Regions from separate parts of the Homo sapiens genome. Here region 2 is linked to region 1. A link is a loop called in an ENCODE intact Hi-C map of the cell type or tissue named here. Cell type or tissue: pancreas. All regions are shown on one strand. Links, peaks and the distances in the headings refer to the core of each region. The heading gives the core; the rest is flanking DNA. Region 1 overlaps RIPOR3 (RIPOR family member 3). Region 2 overlaps CEBPB-AS1 (CEBPB antisense RNA 1).

What was found. Hi-C counts contacts between places; a loop is a spot of excess contacts. Peaks named below come from ENCODE experiments on the same cell type or tissue, not always from the same donor. Only the 100,000 strongest peaks of a DNase experiment are listed, where the experiment ranks them.
Region 2: it touches region 1 in a loop (5-fold over the local background); 106 of 110 quality-filtered maps call a loop at or near these places.

Annotation. Positions count from the first base shown.
Region 1 is chr20:50,583,950-50,593,792 of GRCh38, reverse strand. RIPOR3 (RIPOR family member 3) reads left to right here. Exons shown (of 22, transcript NM_001290268.2): 18 at 597-758; 19 at 1,247-1,449; 20 at 4,024-4,107; 21 at 5,901-5,991; 22 at 6,461-7,685. The coding sequence ends at 6,561. PTPN1 (protein tyrosine phosphatase non-receptor type 1) reads right to left here. Exons shown (of 10, transcript NM_002827.4): 10 at 8,552-9,843. MIR645 (microRNA 645) reads right to left here and starts at 8,007; the gene lies at 7,914-8,007. RefSeq lists enhancers at 5,570-5,629, 6,446-6,958, 6,959-7,472 and a silencer at 5,367-5,661. In pancreas, for the core only: a CTCF peak has its summit at 5,461 (motif pointing right); a DNase peak (open chromatin) is centred at 5,490.
Region 2 is chr20:50,178,839-50,188,681 of GRCh38, reverse strand. It overlaps CEBPB-AS1 (CEBPB antisense RNA 1), which reads left to right. Exons shown (of 7, transcript NR_125739.1): 5 at 55-139; 6 at 1,555-1,669; 7 at 2,262-4,079. Among named protein-coding and RNA genes, the nearest start is that of CEBPB, 7.1 kb to the left of the region's middle. RefSeq lists enhancers at 1,998-2,087, 9,013-9,512. In pancreas, for the core only: a CTCF peak has its summit at 2,264 (motif pointing left); a DNase peak (open chromatin) is centred at 2,261.

The DNA.
Region 1 (9,843 bases), core at 4,298-6,797:
TGGACTGCTTGTTGACATGCATATTCCCAGGCCCTGCCTCCGGGATTTTGATCCAGGTGTGGTGTGGGGCCCAGGGCATGGGGATGAACCCAACACGGTCTGACTCAGGGTGAGTTGGAGTCACAGTCCTGACTCTAGCTGGGCACACTCCTCCCCTACAGCACAGGGAATGCAGTGAGGGACACCTGCCCTCGTGCCATCAGAAACCCTTTTTTTTTTTGAGATGGGGTTTCACTCATGGTTGCCCAGACTGGAATGCAGTGGCGCAATCTTGGCTCACTACAACCTCCACCTCCCGGGTTCAAGCGATTCTCCTGCCTCAGCCTCCAGAGTTGCTGGGAAACAGGCAGGCACCACCACACCCAGCTAATTTTGTATTTTTAGTAGAGATGGGGTTTCACCATGTTGGTCAGGCTGGTCTCGAACTCCTGACCTCAGGTGATCTGCCCACCTTGGCCTCCCAAAGTGCTGGGGTTACAGGTGCGAGCCACTGCGCCCGGCCCAGAAAGCCTTTTAGCTGACCAGGCTACTCCCAGCTGAGAAGCGTGGAGGGTCGAGGTCTCAGTTTCTCCTGATGTACTCTCCCCTTTGGCCAGCGTGCCGCAGGCTCCTGGAGCAGGTGGTCAGCTGTGGTGGGCTGCTCCCCGGAGCTGGGCTCCCAGAAGAACAGATCATTACCTGGTTCCAGTTTCACAGCTACCTGCAGAGGCAGAGCGTCTCTGACCTGGAGAAGCACTTCACCCAGCTCACCAAGGAAGGTAAGACTGGGGTGGGTGGCTGTCATAGCAGAGGAATATCCACGGAGCCCTGTCACATGCAGTTTCTCAGGTTATAATTCAGAACCACTACATCCATCCCCGCCAACTGTTCTTTTGGGAACCCCGATTTAATGAGATTCTGCGTTCAGCCGATGGGGGCTGATATTAGCTCCAAGGGAAGTCAGCTTTAAAAAGCACGGAACAGAGGTCAGAGCTGGGTAGGAGGGTGATCTTGGCTGGCCAGAGTCCCTGGAAGTGTGGGCTGTGGTTTTATTAATTTATGGAGCATATTTGACCCCTTGTTAAAAGGCCTTCCTGGAGATTCCAGGAGCTCCCTGTGAAATTAGTCCAGGCTGGGCCTTGGTGATCATCCCGGTGGGTCTGGGATTTGTTCCTCTGTGGCTACTGGCAGCAGCCAAGCAAACTTGCAGCTGTCCTGCCAAACTCCCATTCAGGGGACCTGGGCCCACCTCTTTCCTGTCTTCTAGTGACACTCATCGAGGAGCTTCACTGTGCGGGACAGGCCAAGGTGGTCCGGAAGCTGCAGGGGAAGCGGCTGGGCCAGCTCCAGCCTCTGCCCCAGACCTTAAGAGCCTGGGCGCTGCTCCAGCTGGACGGCACTCCGAGGGTGTGCAGGGCGGCCAGCGCTCGCCTGGCTGGTGCAGTCAGGAACAGAAGCTTCCGGGAAAAGGTACGTTGTCCAGGGCAGGTGGCAGACCCTGGCCACAGATGTGTGGGCATAGGTAAGCTGGTGTTCTCATGGAAAAGTACAAAGAAGTGAGTGCCAGGGGCTGCAGTAGCTGTGAGCTATTTTGATGGAGGGACCTGGGCTACGATCTAACACACATGAATGCACCTTGCTGCTTCCAAAGCAACACATCTGTTAGGCCTCTGAGATGTCACTTGCACGCTGAATGTTTTTCTTAGTGCGTTTTTTGTCTGTCTGTTTAGACAGAGTTCTGCTCTGTTGCCCAGGCTGGAGTCCAGTGCCACGATCTTGCAACCTCCACCTCCTGGGTTCAAGCAATTCTCCTGCCTCAGCCTCCTGAGTAGCTGGGATTACAGGCGCCCACCACCATACCCAGCTAATTTTTGTAATTTTAGTAGATACAGGGTTTCACCATGTTGGCCAGGCTGGTCTCAAACTCCTGACCCTGCGATCCGCCTGCCTTGGCTTCCCAAAGTGCTGGGATTACAGGCGTGAGCCACTGCGCCCAGCCTTTCTTAGTGTTTTGATAGTCATCCTTATTTACTTTCAATTAATATTCATGGCTACCTGGTAATGGGTCACTGTGTTCAGTCCATTTGAAAACCAAGAGAGTGGACCTCTCTGCTTTTTCACTCTTTGCCTGTAACTACTGTACGTTTAAGGCGCCACACCCTGAGGGGTTCAGGAAGGGTGACATCAAGGGCATAGTCTACACTGATGGTCTCAGCTCCAGACTAGAGAGGAAATCTCCAGTTCCATTGCCAATAGCCCTTCTTGGAGCCCATCCGCCTACTTTGTGGTTGTTTTTAACTCTTTATTTGGAGACTTTTGAACTTGCAAAAGTAGACAGAGCAATATAATGAATCCACCTGCACCCATAACCCAAGCCCAACCACCATCAACCCATGGCCAATCCTGCCCCTTTCCCCTCCACTCCCCTGTATCACTTTGAAGCAACCTGAGGCATCCTATTTGACCTTAAATAGTTAACTATATGTGTCAAAAGGTTAAGAATTCTTTCAAAAATCACAACTCTAACACCATTATCTTATCTAAAAAATTAACTATCAATTCCTTTATATCATATATCTTATGTTCAAATTTCCAAGCCTCAAGCATCCTGTTTTATTTTTTGTTAAAATAGTATCTACATAAGGACACACATTGTGATTGGCTGATGGCTTCCAATCAATCTAAAGGTTTTTTTCCCCGTTTCTTTCTCTGCTTGCAATTAATTTGATCGATCCCAGGTTGACCTAGACTATCTAGACTTTGCTGCTTGCAGGAAGTTTAACGGTAGTTTAATGTATTTCTCTGTCTTCTGTAGTTCCTGAAAACTAGTAGTTGGCTTCAAGGATCCACTGAAGTCAGGTGTATTTTGTTTTTTGGGTATGGGGGTATATAAACAAGGCCTCCATGGGAAGCAGAGGCTGCAGGGAGCCGAGATTGTGCTACTGCACCCCAGGCTGGGCAACGAAGTGAGACTCTGTCTCAAAAAAAAAAAAAAAAAGGGCCTTCATCTTCATGTGACAGACTTTAGAGAGTAGGAAACACTGAGGTGGGGGCCAACCCAGTGACAGATTGCTTGGCCTCAGATGAGGGTGCTGAGGAAGGAGTAGGCTGCCATGACCTGGGACCCTGGGGTTAGAGGCAGTGGGCAGTGTGACATTTCCACACCGATGTGGCCTCACAGCCTTCACCAGAGCCCTGTGTAGGAGGAGCGGGAGGACCCGATCCTACTCCCAGTCTGTCTTCCCAAAGCAGCAGACACTTTGGAGAGCCACCTGCAGATGGAAAGGCGGCCATTCTCTTTTGGCTCTGGGCCCAGGTCCCTGGAGCCAACTCTACACCTGGGCCCCTCCATCGCCCCACCCGTGCAGTTGAAGGTGCAGCCACTCGACTGAGTGAGGGCAAACCCACTCCTGGGTTTCCCTTTGCAGCCGCAGACGCTGGACTCCACTGCGGGCCGGGCATAACCCTGTGTGCTTTCTGACAAACCCTACAATAACACATGAAGCAAGTGCCAGCTTTGTTTTCAGCTGAGTCAAGTTAGGCCCAAAGACATGAACTGATGTGGCCATGGTCGTGAGACCGAAGAGGGCAGGGTCACCGCTGGGATTGGACAGGAGGGCTGAGGGGAATAGGCAGGTTTCCCTCTGGCCCAAGGCAGCAGCCTTGCCCGTTTTCAGCTGAAGAGGGCAACGCACATGGGATGATCAGTTCTTCTGTTGTTCTGAGCTGGGCATCTGATTTCTCTGATTCAGCATTTTATAGACAGCAGTTTCAGAATGCACTTCCGGAATATTATTAGACAAAAATAGCTTTCTTCATTGTATTAGCCCTGGCATCTGTTTTTAGGGATAAATTAAACACCACAGTATAGATCTTGTGACTGTGTACACAGGGCCCAAAGATGGACCGATCGTGTCCTGAACGTTGTTTAGAGAAAGATGGGCACAGCGTGCCTTACTGTCGGCACCTGGTGGCTGATGGACCCGGAACCATGGACTCCACTTCTGCTTACCCCTCCATTCACAGCCTCCTTACTCTCCCCAGGCTTTGCTGTTCTACACCAACGCCCTGGCAGAGAACGACGCAAGGCTCCAGCAGGCCGCATGCCTAGCGCTCAAACACCTCAAGGTGAGCCTGACGTTTCCCCATTAGTGGCTGATAGAAAAGCCTGCTTGTGGTTAGGGTTAAGGTTAGTTAACTTCAAAATGATTCCACTGGGGCTGGGCGTGATGGCTCACGCCTGTAATCTCAGCACTTTGGGAGGCCAAGGCAGGCAGATCACCTGAGGTCAGGAGTTTGAAACCAGCCTGGCCAACATGGCGAAACTCCATCTCTACTAATAATACACACACACAAAATTAGCTAGGCGTGGTGGCACATGCCTGTAGTCCCAGCTACTCGGGACTTGAACCCGGGAGGTGGAGGTTGCAGTGAGCCGAGATCGTGCCACTGCACTGCAGCCTGGGTGACAGAGCAAGACTCCATCTTAAAAAAAAAAAAAAAAAAGTTACAAAATACAGAGATAGAAAAGAAAGTTATCCATCATCCTAGAATGTAGCAGAAACAATGGTTGACATTCTGGTATGCTTCTTTTAAAAGTTTGTGGGTGTGTGTGAGCATTTAAAATTGTTGATCCAAACATAGTTTAAAAACAGTCAACAAAATAAGAACATTTTGTGTTAGACTGGCAGCACTTTAGCTTTTTTTTTTTTTTTTTTTTTTTTTTTTTCTTGAGATGGAGTCTTGTTCTGTCACCCAGGCTGGAGTGCAGTGGCGCGATCTCGGCTCACTGCAAGCTCTGCCTTCTGGGTTCACACCATTCTCCTGCCTCAGCCTCCCCAGCAACTGGGACTACAGGCGCCCACCACCACGCCCGGCTAATTTTTTTGTATTTTTAGTAGAGATGGGGTTTTACCTGTGTTAGCCAGGATGGTCTCGATCTCCTGACCTCGTGATCTGCCCGCCTCGGCCTCCCAAAGTGCTGGGATTACAGGCATGAGCCACCGCGCCCGGCCTAGAATTCTTTATTTGTGGTGTTTTTTTTCTTTTTTTTTTTTTTTTTTTCACTTGAGAATTCTTTATGAAGGGGCTATCAAGTGTATACCTTAATTTAACCTACTCAGCTGCTTTCATAGGAAAGTTTACTTCATCCAATTTTTATCATAAATCATGTCTTATGATCATGTTTGTGCATAAAGCTTTAAAAAAACATGGAGTTCTGAATTATTTCCTTAGGCTAGACCCAATTCTAGGACCGGAGAATATGAGCATTTTTGAGACTCTTGATACAACCCACACATAGATCCCATGGATGTGAGGGGATGCCCGCTTTCCCTCAACCTCACCTGCATTTGGAATTGCACAATTGCTAGATGAAAGATAATTCAGTACAGATTGAACTCCCATTCATTCTGGGATGGATCAGCAGGAAATTCTAAGAGGAGAAGCTGGTTAGGATCAGAAAACCAGCGAGGGCCAGGTGCCCAGTAGAGGGCGCTGCAGCGCATGCCGGTCCTTGGCCTGCAGGAGCAGCCAGGGGGCATGTGCCTGAGTTGGGCGAAGTACTGGCACAGGCTGTCCTGGAGAGTAGGGCAAGGAGAGCGTGAGGGAGGCAGGAAGGTCCAGAAAGCAGCAGGTCTCCTTTTCAATTCTAGCCTTTCAGCAGGCATCCAGGATGACGAGTTCTGCTAACAGCCTGGCTCCCTAGCGGGTGTAAGGGCTGAAGAGGCGAGACGCTTCCAGAGTCCAGAGGTGCCTCTCATGAACCTGAGGCCACCTAAAAAACCTGGAAGCCTGGAGAAAAGGAAGGGGCTGAGGCCCCAGAGACCATGCTAGGACTGGCCCTGCAGGGCCACTAAGTGGACTCTACCTGCTGTTGAGAAGGCCCCCTAAAGGGTTCTTTTTCTCCTAATCTCGAACAGGGCATTGAAAGCATCGACCAGACTGCCAGCCTGTGCCAGTCTGACCTGGAGGCCGTGCGGGCGGCAGCCCGGGAAACCACACTGTCGTTCGGTAAAAAGTGGCACAAACTGTGCAGCGCAGCGGGGTGCCTGGGGCCCTTAGAATCTGCGAGAGGCCACACCCAGCTCTCCCAGCAGGCAGAACAACTCTGGGGCACCTGGGATGGGCACCGTTAGCAGCCCTGGCACAGAGCCGACCTCCACCCTTTGTAGCATCCTGCCAAGGCAGGCCTCCTCCATGGCTGGGGTGGCAGGGAGTGTTCGCTGTCTTCTTAGACCTTTGGGATAGAAGCCAGAGGCAAGGCAGGGTTCCCATTCAGCGGAACATCCTAGAGGTAAAGACAAGGCCCCCAGGCCATGTGAGTCACCAGGTGGGGGCTCCCGCACATACTCCCTCCCCTGCCGCTTTGCAGAGACCACTGAGACCCACAGTCACTAAGCACTAGGGCCACCCTGGCCCAGGAGAGTTGGAAGTGCCAAGGCAGGATCCAACCCGCTGACAGGTCCCTTTGCTATTTCAGGTGAAAAAGGACGGTTAGCTTTTGAGAAGATGGACAAGCTCTGCTCAGAACAAAGAGAAGTCTTTTGCCAGGAGGCAGATGTTGAAATCACAATATTTTAAAAAATCCTGGCTGATGAGCACAAATCTCACATCGTTTTTTTTGCTGCTGCCCAGCCTGGACATAGCCTGCACTCTGGGTAATGGTGCTGTGCACTCCTCCAGGAGTGTGAGCTGCCCAGAGCTCTACCTGAGACTCCGGCCATTGACCCAGCCCCAGGGCATGGGCTGGTCTTTTGTACAGAGGCAGAAAAAAGCAAGGCAAAGGTACAGCATTCCAGGGGCTGCACGGCCTCAACAGAGCGCTCAACTTCTGGCTGAGGGTCTGTGTGACCTTCCCCGAGATGCAGAGCTGAGCCAAACTAGGTGGCCACCTACAAAAGGGCCAAGGCCAGGCAAGTTGAGGCCCTAAATAAAAGGCTCCAAGGCAAGTGTGTAGAACTCCAGGCCTCGCTGCCGGTCAGCTGCTCGGCACTTCTGCGTCAAGAGGCACTGGGGATGCAGCAGGCTGGCAGGTGGCTGGCCCTGCTAATGCAAGACTGCTCAGGCCATTTCAGCAGCAGCCAGGTGTCACCTTGGTGAGCTGGGGAAGGTGGGAAGGCACAAAGCCAGGGTTTCTACAACCACACTCTCAGCCCGACTGACTTGCTGCGAGTGCTGGTGGAGCTCACAGACGGCGGCTGGTGGATGGTGGACTGTGAACCTCACTTTCCCTATGTTCAGCAGCACAAAGGGAAGAAGCCACCACATCAGCCCAGGAGCCCTGAGCAGCACAGGCAGTAGGGCCACTCACTTTGGCCATCCGCACCCAAATGCAATCAATCAACCCAGCTTCGGAAGCTACCCTAGGATCTCGTCAATAAACTGCTAAGAAGCCATCAACTGGCCTAAAGAAAGAGTTCACTGAAGAACGCAATTGCTTTAAAGAAAGAAAAATTAGTTTCCTATTTAAGTCTTAAAAAAAAGCAAACCATGTCCTGAGATGTCTGTGTTAATAGTGCAGAGAGAACCTAGGGTTTGAGGTTGCTGTAGCAATGGCATTGGAGAACTTTAACTTGAACATTCTCATCGATACTTCCTGGACATATTTTGTGTTTTTAACTTACTTAGTATTTATTTGCCTTGTTCATATGTTCAATTTTCTGAAATTTCAATTAAACTATTGGTGTTTCACTTTTTACCCAAAAGAGTAGACAGCAGTTGTTTCCCCAAATACCTGCCAGTGAGGAGGTCACTCCTGTGGTCTTGTGGTGCGCTGTGGGGACACTTGGAGGGTGGCCTCAGGCAGCAGCTCCGGTAAATGCAGTCTCCAGGCTTCTCTGCATGCTCTCGAAGGCTCCAGGCGTGCTCTCCCCTATATGGGCACTCTGTGGCACGGCCTTTGCCCTTTTGTCCCATCTGATTTCTGGCAAACCCTCTCTTTTTAAGCATCAGCAGTACCAGCCTAGAGCAGGGGTCCTCAACCCCCAGGCCACAGACCGGTACTGGTCTGAGGCCTGTTAGGAACTGGACTGCATGGCAGGAGGTGAGTGGCGAGCGACTGAGCATGACCACCTGAGCTCCATCTCCTGTTAGATCAGCTGCAGCATCAGGTTCTCTTAGGAGCGTGAACCCTATTGTGAACTGAATGTGTGCAAGAGATCAGGTTGCAAGCTCCTTATGAGAATCTGATGCCTGATGATCTGAGGTGGAAGTTTCTATCCCAAAACCATCCCTCACCACCCCCAGGCCTGTGAAAAAATTGTCTTCCATGGAACCGGTTCCTGGTGCCAGAAAAGGTTGGGGACCGCTGCCCTAGAGCATCCTCCCTCTTCTTGAAAGCTTAGATGCCCTTTTTTATACCTGAAATGGTGGAAGCCACACTGACTTCTGCAGCCCCAGGCCCCTGTGGGTCCACATGACCACAGCCTGTCCTCTTCCCAGTCTCATGAGCCTGGGCCTGCAGCCAGCTTTGAAACAGTCGAGGAAACTTCGAGGGTACTGGGGAACTCTTCGTACTATTTTGGCAACATTTTGCAAGTCCAAAATTACTTCAAAAAGTCAAAAAAATCACTTTGGGGGGAATTTACATTGTTTAATTTTGTACACAAATGAAAAACTATACTAATCTGTCTTATTTCTAAGTCAATTCTATATCAAGTGGACTTTACGTACTGAGATGTGGTAACCATTGTGTCTTACAGGTAATTGGGTAAGGGATATGGTTTTGAGATTACAACTCAAAACACTGTTCTTCAAACAACACTGGTAAGTTTGTTAAGTTATCTGAGGGCCCTACACAGGCAAAGCGTCAATTTGGGAAGGAAATGGGCTGAGGCCTAAGGTGTTCAACAAGCTCACAGTCAAGGAAAGCGCTCCAGCCTGAGGGTGCTGGCAATGCAGGGATGCTGAGGTTAATTCTTAGAAGTGGAAAACTCTAACCCCAGCTGATTGACAACATCTGTTTCACATCAGCAGGGATAGAAAGAAACAGGAGTTACTCATCCTGGTTTAGCTCTATTAAGCAAAGAAAAAAATGGGAAGCACCCCAAATTCATGTTCTTTAGAAAAAAATTTTATTGTTGCAGCTAAAATGCAAACCCATCATGAATATGGCAAGTTGGAAAACTGTACAGTCTGACAGTTCTGTGAGGTCACAGAAGACCCTGAGACACTCCCCCCCACCCACCCGGTCATGCAGCCACGTATCCACACACACCTGAAAAGGTATTATACCAAAACACCTTGCTTTTTTTGTTTTTATTTTTGTAAAAATGGTTTATTCCATGGCCATTGTAAAAAATAATGACCTGATGAGTAAATATTGGCTTAAGGCATATAGCAGAGCAGCTCGCTACCTCTCTAACATAATGTGTAACAAGGTGGAGAGCCAGCTGCTCTCCAAGGATAGGAGGTTAAACCAGTACGTCCATTTTGAAATGCTACTATATATACACACCCAAACTACTACATACATATACAGGACTTAAAAACAACAAGCCCAGCTCAGAATGCTTACAGCCTGGCACCTAAGCCTTATCCACACCTCACCATAGCTCTGCAGGGTGACACCTCGAATGTTCCCACCACAGAATTTCTCTGTACTGGCTTCTACCACGAGAAAGGCAAAATGTGAAAATGCTGGCAAGAGAGTAGCTCGGGAGCTACAGCTGCCGTGTTTTTCATGTTAAAAAGCCACTTAATGTGGAGGTCTTCAGTTCCCTTTGCAGGAAGAGTCGTGAGCACCATCAGGCCCCACAGGGTTTGAGGGTGGGGCAGACGCGCCTCTCTCGGCAAGGTGAACCGGGACAGAGACGGCGGCAGGCTGCCTAAAGGACCGTCACCCAGGCTGTTTCAAGAAGTGTG
Region 2 (9,843 bases), core at 1,041-3,540, 400 kb after region 1:
CTGCTTCATTTCCGTCACCATTCTCATTATAATCAGAATTATCTTGCCTGCCAGTCTTGCTGTCTGTCCCCACGGCCTTCACTACTGTGTCCCTGGTGCCTAGAACAGAGCCTGGTACATAGAAGGTGCTCGATGAATGGTGAGTGAATAAATGGAGGAGGCTGAGAAGAAGGAGAGGTTCCTCGTTAGCTGGGCTGTGTGACCTTAGGCAAAATGGCTCCCCTCTCTGAACCAAAGCACTCGCCCACGTTCCCTTTCTGGATTCTGAAGAGATGCAGGGAGATATGGGGGAACTGAAGCTAATTGGAGGATTTGCTGTGTGTTCTTAGGCCAAACTTCCACCTTCTCTGAACCACATTCCAAGCTCTTTGCATGTATTAACTCATTTAATCCTACTGATAATTTGTAGGAGGCAGGTCTTTTTTCTTCTTCTTTTTTCATATTTTTCAATGTTTTGTAGAGATGGATATGTCTCACTCTGTTGCTCAGGCTTTTCTCGAACGCCTGGCCTCAAGTGGCCCTCTTGCCTCAGCCTCCCAAAGTGCTGAGATTACAGGTGTGAGCCGCTGCGCCAGGCCACAGTCTTATCATTATCTCCACTTTATAGATGAGGAAACTGAGGCCCAGAAGAGCTAAGTGTGTCTGCTCCAGGTCACATGAAAGGATGAGAAGGAATAAAATCTTTCCAGTCTGACTTTCCCTCTTGGGTTTGTCATAACAGGCCTGGCAATGTGAGTCCCATCTTCTGGATAGAAGAACTGAGGCACAGAGAAGGGTAGACCTGGGGTCACACAGTGCGTTAAGGTGTTACTCGGACCTTGCAGGCCAGCCCCCAAAGACCAGACTCAGCCCCAGCAGGGGTCTAGGCCCTCTGGCCTCTGGGGTGGAACATGCTTGCCACCCTTCCCCACCCTCCACCCCCTGCTGGGGATGACCCATCCCTTCTCAGCGCAGGTCCCACCCCGGTGCCGACCCAGGTGTCCTGCAGGGAAGCTGCAAGCTAGGATGACGTAAGCCCTTGTTTTTACAAGGCTCTTGCTCAACAGGCCCCGCCTGCTGCTCCCCCACCCCCACCCCAGTACTGTTCAGCCTTTCCCCAAGAAGTGGGGATGGTGGGAGCTTGAACCACCACGGCCCAGAGGCCCAGAGTACGTGAGTGGCTGTGTGGGCACAGGAAACCAGGATCCCCCTGGCGCCACCTCTCCCAGTCACCTGCCCTCAGAACCTAGAGCCGGAAAGGATCTCAAACTGGCAGCCAGTGGCCAAATCGAGACCACAGATGTGTTCAATTTGACCCCATAGCGTTTTGCTTGATGTGTGTGTGTTTAAGTGAATTTATTGCCAACATTTAAAAATCAGGAGATTTCACATCAAAATTCAAATTTCCAGCTCCTCTTTTAAAACCTGAAGCTGTGGGCTGGGCCCACGTGGCCACATGGTGGTGGGCAGGAGCCAGGCGGGGGCGGGGAGGGAACAGGCACTTTCCTACCTGGGACACACGTCCTCCTCTGCCCCCAAACTGCTTTTCACAATTCCTCCTCCCCATCTCTGCAGCTTTTCCCTATCCCATTTTCAAGAGGAGAAAACTGAGGCGATTTGCCAAGGGGAGATCCACGTGGCTGCTTTGACAGAGAGTGTTCTGCAAAAGGGCTTAGAAATCAGCCAGCAGGTGGGAAAATATGGCGGAGAGGTGAACCATCAGAACATGAATGGGGGGGTGTCTCTAGTGGGCGTGGGGCAGGGGGATGGCAGGGGGATGGCCTTTCATGCTGCCCTGTGCCTTCCATGCTGTGGCTCTCCGGCCGTGTCTGGTGTCCCCTCTGGGCCTCAGTCCCTGGTATATAAAATGAGGTGATAATATTCTATCTGGGATTCTGGGCCTGCTGTTACCCCTCACTGCTGGCCTTCCCCGACACATTAGAGTTAATCAGATGTCCCTTTCACCCCACAAAGCAGGCAGATGGGGAAACTGAGGCCCGAAGAGGATTAGAACTTCCTACTTCCCCCTCCAAATCCCCCTTGTACCCTTGTGAATGGGTACAAGAGCCAGACTTAAAAGCCAGATTCCCTGATTCCAATGTTTGAGATTTTCCCCATCATGCCTCCTCTCTGAGGCCTCAGTTTCCCCATCTGCCAAGTGGGGCTGGCAGAGATAGATCCCCAAGGGCTGCCAGGCTCCGAGGTTCTGAGATCCAGGATTTTGGAGACGGGAGGTGCTCAGGACCGGTAGTGAAACTTGCCTGAGTATATACTGCCCCCAGGTGGCAGGTTCTGGGACTGCAGGAGCCATTCACATGCGTGAAGATCCGCTGGGCGCCCTTGCTCTGGGATCAGGAAAGGCCGGTGCCATGGATGTGATAGATGCACACAGGGCATCAGCAGGCCGCCGAGAGGAACCAGAGTGTCCAACGAACAGAAAACAGTGCTCAACCTTCACATTTATCGAATGTTCCTTGGCACATGCTGTAATTCTGGCCCTAAAGACACATTCATGGACAAGACAAGCAATTCCTGTTCTCGTGGAGCTGAAATTCTCCTGGGGGAAGACAAGCACTAAACAAGATCAATGATTAAAGTATAGATTGTATTAGATTCTGGTCAGCACTATGGAGGAAAATACAGCAGGGGAGCAGAGCAGGAGTTCTGGGAGATTTGATTTTTTGTTTTCTGGGGTTTTTTGTTTGTTTGTTTTTTGAGACAGGGTCTCACTGCTGGAGTGCAGTGGCACGATCTCTGCTCACTGCAGCCTCTGCTTCTTGGGCTCAGGTGATCCTCCCACCTCAACCTCCCAAGTAGCTGGGACCACAGGGGCATGCCACCACACCCAGCTGATTTTTTAATGTTTTGTAGAGATCAGGTCTCATTATATTGCCCAAGCTGGGGGAGTTGATTTTAACTTTATGTTAGAGTAGTCAGGGAAGACCTCACTGAGGTGACATTTAAGCAAAAACCTGAATGTGGTGAAGCAGGTATCTGGGGGACCTTGGACCACACAAAGGGAACAGCAAGTGCAAAGGCCCTGAGGTAGGAGCACGTAGTTGTGGTGATGACGGAGAGTAGCAGGAATTTGTGTCATAGAAATAGTGGGGGCTGGCCAGGCACAGCGGCTCATGCCTGCAATCCTAGCACTTTGGGAGGCCGAGGTGGGTGGATTACTTGAGGTCAGGAGTCTGAGACCAGCCTGGCCAACATGGTGAAACCCCATCTCTACTAAAAATTAAAAAAAAAAAAATGGCCAGGCATGGTGGCGTGCATCTGTAATCCCAGCTATTCAGGAGGCTGAGACATGAGAATCACTTGAACCCGGGAGGCGGAGGTTGCAGTGAGCCGAAATTGTGCCTCTGCACTCCAACCTGGGTGACAAAGCAAGACTCTGCCTCCAAAAAAAAAAAAATGGAACATGGAAACATGGAATGGGAGAAAATATTTGCAAATCATATATCTGATAAGGGGTTCATATCCAGAATACATAAAGAACTGTTACAACTCAACAGCAATAAAAACAACTCAATTAAAAATGGGCAAAGGACTTGAATAAACATTTCTCCAGAGAAAACTGTGAATGGCTAATAATCACATGATAAGATACTCAACATCACTAACCATTAAGGAAATACAAACCAAAACTGCAATGAGGCGCAACACTTTGGTGGATCACCTGAGGTCAAGAGTTGGAGACCAGCCTGGCCGACACGGTGAAACCCCGTCTCTACTAAAAATACAAAAATTAGCTGGGCGTGATGGTACGTGCGTATAGTCCCAGCTACTTGGGAGGCTGAGGCAGGAGAATCACTTGAACCTGGGAGGTGGAGGTTGCAGCAAGCCAAGATCACGCCACTGCACCCCAGCCTGGGCAACTGAGTGAGACTCCATCTAAAAAACAAACAAAACGCAATGAGAAGAGAGGATTTTGAATGTTCCCGACACAAAGAAATGATAAACGCTTGAGGTAATGGATATCCTAATTACCCAGATTTGATTATTACACGTTGTATACATGTATTGAAATATCATTTTGTAACCCATGAACATGTACAATTATGTGTCAACTAAAAATAAAAGGAATAAAACACAATGAGATACCACCTTACGCCCATTAGGCTGGCTGCTGCGTTGGGAAGGATGTGTAGAAACTGGAATGCTTGTGTAGCTACTGTGGGAAATGGTATGGCTGTTCCTCAAAAAATTAAAAATAGAATTACCAAATGACCCAGCAATTTTATTTCTGGGTGTGTATCCAAACGAATTGAAAGCAAGATCTTGAAGAGATATTTGTACACTCACGTTCATAGCAGCCTTCTTCACAATAGCCAAAAGGTGGAAGCAATTAGCTGGGTGTGGTGGCGGGTGCCTGTAATCCCTGCTACTTGGGAGGCTGAGACAGGAGAATCGCTTGAACCTGGGAGGTAGAGGTTGCAGTGAGCTGAGATCGCACCACTGCACTCCAGCCTAGGTGACAGAGCAAGACGCCGACTTAAAAAAAAAAAAAAAAAAAAAAAAAGAGGTGGAAGCCACCCGTGTCCATCGATGGACGAATGGACAAAATGTGATGTGTCTGTACAATAGAATGTTATTTAGCCTTAAAAAGTAAGGAGATTCTGACACAGGCTACAACACGGATGAACCTTAAGGATATTGTGCTAAGTGAAATAAGCCAGTCACAAAAGGACAAATACTGCATGATACCACTTACATGAAGTGCCTTGAGTAGTCAGATTCATAAAGACAGAAAATAGAACAGTGGTTGCCAGGAGCTGAGGTAGGAGGAAGTTCTTGTTTAATGGATATAGAGTTCCATCTTTGGGAAGATGGAAAGAGTTCTGGAGATGGATGGTGGTGACGATTACCCAACAGCGTGAATGTCCTTAATGGCACCAAACTGTGCACTTAAAATGGTTAATATGGTAAGTTTTATGTTCTGCGTATTTTACAATTTGAAAAAAAAGGCCAACGTGGGCCAGGCGCAGTGGTTCACACCTGTAATCCCAGCACTTTGGGAGGCCGAGGCAGGAGGATCCCTTGAGCCCAGGAGTTCAAGACCAGCCTGGGCAATACAGTAAGATCTCTTTTTTTTTTTTTTTTTTTTTTTTTTTTTGAGACGGAGTCTCGCTCTGTCGCCCAGGCTGGAGTGCAGTGGCGCGATCTCGGCTCACTGCAAGCTCCGCCTTCCTGGTTCACGCCATTCTGCCTCAGCCTCCCAAGTAGCTGGGACTACAGGCGCCCGCCACTGCGCCCAGCTAATTTTTTGTATTTTTAGTAGAGACGGAGTTTCACCGTGGTCTCGATCTCCTGACCTCCTGATCCACCCGCCTCGGCCTCCCAAAGTGCTGGGATTACAGGCATGAGCCACCACGCCCGGCCTCTCATTTCTAACAAACAAACAAAAGATGGATCTTCACCTGTGGACAGAGAAAGATGTCCACTGGCATTGTGACTTGAGAGGCAACAGGCAGGGCAGGGGCCTGGTAAAGTCACGTTTGTCTTGAAAACCTTTGCCATTAGCTAAAACGTTTTTAAAATGTGAATGACACGCAGTGTTGATGGTGTGGAAAAACAGGCACTCTTACAGCTTCAGTCTTTGTGCGAAGTGGCGTAACCTCCAGTTCTAATCTGGCCATGCCCATCAAAATGGGAAATGTCGCAGCCATAAAAAATGAGAGTTCATGTCCTTTGTAGTGACATGGATGAAGCTGGAAACCATCATTCTCAGCAAACTATCGCAAGGACAAAAAAAACCAAACACGGCATATTCTCACTCATAGGTGGAAATTGAACAATGAGAACACATGGACACAGGAAGGGGAACATCACACACCGGGGCCTGTTGTGGGGTGGGGGAAGGGGGTAGGGATAGCATTTGGAGATATACCTAATGTTAAATGACGAGTTACTGGGTGCAGCACACCAACATGGCACATGTATACATATGTAACTAACCTGCACATTGTGCACATGTACCCTAAAACTTAAAGTATAATTTAAAAAATAATAAAACAAAATATAAAAAAAGGAAAAAAACAAAATGGGAAATGTCACTGGACCCAGAAATGCAAGGCATTTATGCCACCAAGACACTCACATTTGCTTAAAGAAAAATGGAGAACAGCAAATGCTTTGCAATAGCAAAAGCTTGTGAGGTAACGTCAGTGGCTGTCATTACCAAAGAACACTAAGAAGAATGAGGTAGCTCCATGGGAGAGGACTTAGACCAGCACTGTCCAAGAGAACCTTCTAGAATGATGGACATGTTCTCTATCTGGGTTGTATCATACGGCAGCTATCAGCCATGTGTGTCTATTGAATTCCTGAAATGTGGCTAGTGTACTTGAGGAACTGAATTTTTAATTTTATTGAATTGTATTTAAATTTAAATTAAGGCTGGGTGCAGTGGCTCACACCTGTAATCCCAGCACTTTGGGAGGCCAAGGCGGGTGGATCATGAGGTCAGGAGTTCAAGACCAGCCTGGCCAAGATGGTGAAACCCCATCTCTACTAAAAAAAAAAACCCACAAAAATTAGCCAGGCACAGTGGCAGGTGCCTATAATCCCAGCTACTCAGGAGGCTGAGGCAAGAGAATCACTTGAACCCGGGCAGCAGAGGTTGCAGTGAGCCGAGATCATGCCACTGCACTCCAGCCTGGGCAACAGAGTGAGACTCCATCTTAAAAAAAAAAAAAAAAAAATTAGCCGGTCATGGTGGTGTGTGCCTGTAGTCCCAGCTACTTGGGAGGCTGAGGCAGGAGGAGTGCTCTACTTTTAAAAAATACATAAAAATTTAATCTTTTAAAATACATTTAAATCACCTCCTGGACTAGCGACTACTATATTGAACAGTACACATCTAGAACAATCTCCAAGATCTATCATTAATTGGAAAAAAAATAAAAGCCAAGAGCAGGCCGGATGTGTGGTGTGCGAACCCCACATAAATGAGGGGAGGAGTGGAAATGTACTCACGTATTCTTTTTGGTTTGTTTATCTGTTTAGAAACAGGGTCTCACTGTATCACCCAGGCTGGACTGCAGTGGCTGTTCACAGGGAGATCATAGCACACAAATTCCTGGGTCTGGCGATCCTCCCACCTCAGCCTCCTGAGTAGCTGGGACTGCAGACGTGCGCCACCGCACCCAGCTTCATGTATTTGAGGATGCAGAGGCTCATGCTGGAAGGGTCATAAGAAACCAGCAACAGTAGTAGCCCAGGGCCGGGGGTTCTGGCTGCCACCATGTAACACTGCACCTCAAAACTTAGTGAATAACGCTGCAATAACCGTGCAAGCGCAGATATTTCTTCAACATACTAGATTCATTTCCATAGGATATGTGCAAGCGCAGATATTTCTTCAACACACTAGATTCATTTCCATGGGATATATACCCAGTGGTGGGGTTACTGGATTATATAGTAATGCCTTTTTTTTTTTTTTTTTTCAAAACAGAGTCTCACTTTGTTGCCCAGGCTGGAGTGCAGTGGCATGATCTCAGATCTCAGCTCACTGCAAATTCCACTTCCCAGGTTCAAGCAGCTCTCATGCCTTAGCCTCCCAAATAGCTGGATTACAGGTGTGTGCCACCACGCCCTAAAAATACAAAATAAAAAATTTTTGTATTTTTAGTAGAGACAGGGTTTTGCCATGTAGGCCAGGCTAGTCTTGAACTCCTGACCTCAAGTGATCCACCCACCTCGGCCGCCCAAAGTGTTGGGATTACAGGTGTGAGCTACCACGCCCGGCCAGTAATTCTGTTTTTTAAGGGCTTAAAATAACCACCAGTATATTTGCTCACGATCCTGTAGGTGAGGAATTAGGACAGAGCATGAGGGGACGGCTTATCTCTGCTCCAAGCGTCCACAGTGGCTTCTGTGCTCCACGTGTGGCACCTCACGGCTGGCCCGAGTGGCGGATGGCTGGCTGGACCATGTGTCTGCTGCCTTAGTTCATTCCTCAGTGCTCCCTCTGGCAGTTTCTTTCTCCCCATGTGGCCTCTGCACATGCTGCAAGTTGTCCCTTCAAGTAGCCTCTCCTCCTGGCCTCTCTTGCCCTTTCCATGTGGTCTCCTCAGCACAGTCTTTTTTTTTTTTTTTTTTTTTTTTAAACCTTGCACTTTTTGCAACCAGCACAGACTTCTTACACAGCTGCTGGCCTCCCCCAGAACACAAAAGTGGAAGCTGCTGCTTAAGACTTAAGCCAGCCAGGCGCGGTGGCTCACGCCTGTAATCCCAGCACTTTGGGAGGCCGAGGCGGGTGGATCATTTCAGGTCAGGAGTTCAAGACCGGCCTGGCCAACATGGTGAAACCCTATCTCTACTAAAAATACAAAAATTAGCCAGGCGCAGTGGCACGACCCTGTAATCCCAGCTACTCAGGAGGCTGAGGCAGGAGAATCACTTGAGCCCAGGAAGGGGAGCAGAGGCTGCAGTGAGCCAAGATTGAGCCACTGCACTCCAGCCTGGGCAACAGAACAAGACCCTGTCTCAAAAAAAAAAAAAACTCAATTCACCATGGGGCCTAGCGTGGTGGCTCACGCCTATAATCCCAGCACTTTGAGAGGCCAAAGCAGGAGGATCACTTGAGGCCAGGAGTTCAAGACAAGCCGGTCAACATAGCGAGACCCCCCCGTCTATACAAAAAAATCCAAAATTAGCCAGGTATGGTGGTGCGCATCTGCAGTCCCAGACATTCAGGAGATTGAGGCAGGAGGATCTCTTGGGCCCGAGAGGTCAAGGCTGCAGTGAGCCATGACTGTGTCACTGCACTCCAGCCTGGGTGATGGAGCAAGACCTTGTCTCTAAAAAGAAAAAAAAAAAATGTTTGCCATGGACACGTATGACCTTATGATTGGTTGGGTCCAGAATGTTGCCCGGTCCTGCTTCCACACCTTGGTTGTGCTGTTCCCCTGCCTGTAACAGTCTTCCTTTCCATCCCCAGCTGTCGAAATGCCCAGGGAAACGTTCCCTGAATGCCCAAGTCCGTTACTCTCCCCTCCTCCAGGCTCCAGCTGGACTTCAGGCCTCTGGGCCTCACTCCATCCACCCTACTGGAGTTAGTGTTGTGTAGTCTCCCTCTCCTGGGAACCCCTCTAGGGTCTGCGCAATCTTGGTCATCTCTGTCCACACACACATACAGTGGAATCATGCAGGTGCTGAGTAGGTGCTCAGTGACTTGAGGGCCCAAACCAGGAAAATACACATTTGCCCAACCCACCTTCCCCAACCCACCCCACCCCACCCCCACGCCCCGCCACAGGCATCATGGGTTGCGCTGCCTAGAATGGCCACAAGGTGGCGCGGGAGCCCCGCCTCCGATCTCTGCAACCTCTGAACTGGGAAACAGCTTCAGACTGGGGTTCCTGAGGGCCAGAGACCCCCGGGAGAGGGGGCCTCAAGCCCAGCTTTAAAGAGAAAGCTTACAGGCCAGGCGCGGTGGCTCACGCCTGTAATCCCAGCATTTTGGGAGGCCCAGGCGGGCAGATCACCTGAGGTCAGGAGTTCGAGACCAGCCTGACCAACATGGTGAAACCCCCGTCTCTACTAAAAATACAAAATACAAAAATATTAAAAATACAAAAATTAGCCCGGTGTGGTGGTGCATGCCTATAATCCCAGCTACTTGGGAGGCTGAGGCAGGAGAATCGCTTGAACCCGGGAGGCAGAGGTTGCGGTGAGCCGAGATCGCACCATTGCACTCCAGCCTGGGCAAAAAGAGTGAAACTCGGTCTCAAAAAAAAAAAAAAAAAGAAAGCTTACTGCCTACTCCCCTCCTCAAATTCAAAATTTACTTCCTCTTCAAGTAAATGGACTTTAATTATAGGCGTGCCAGCACTGATAGCTGCAACAATCTCTGAA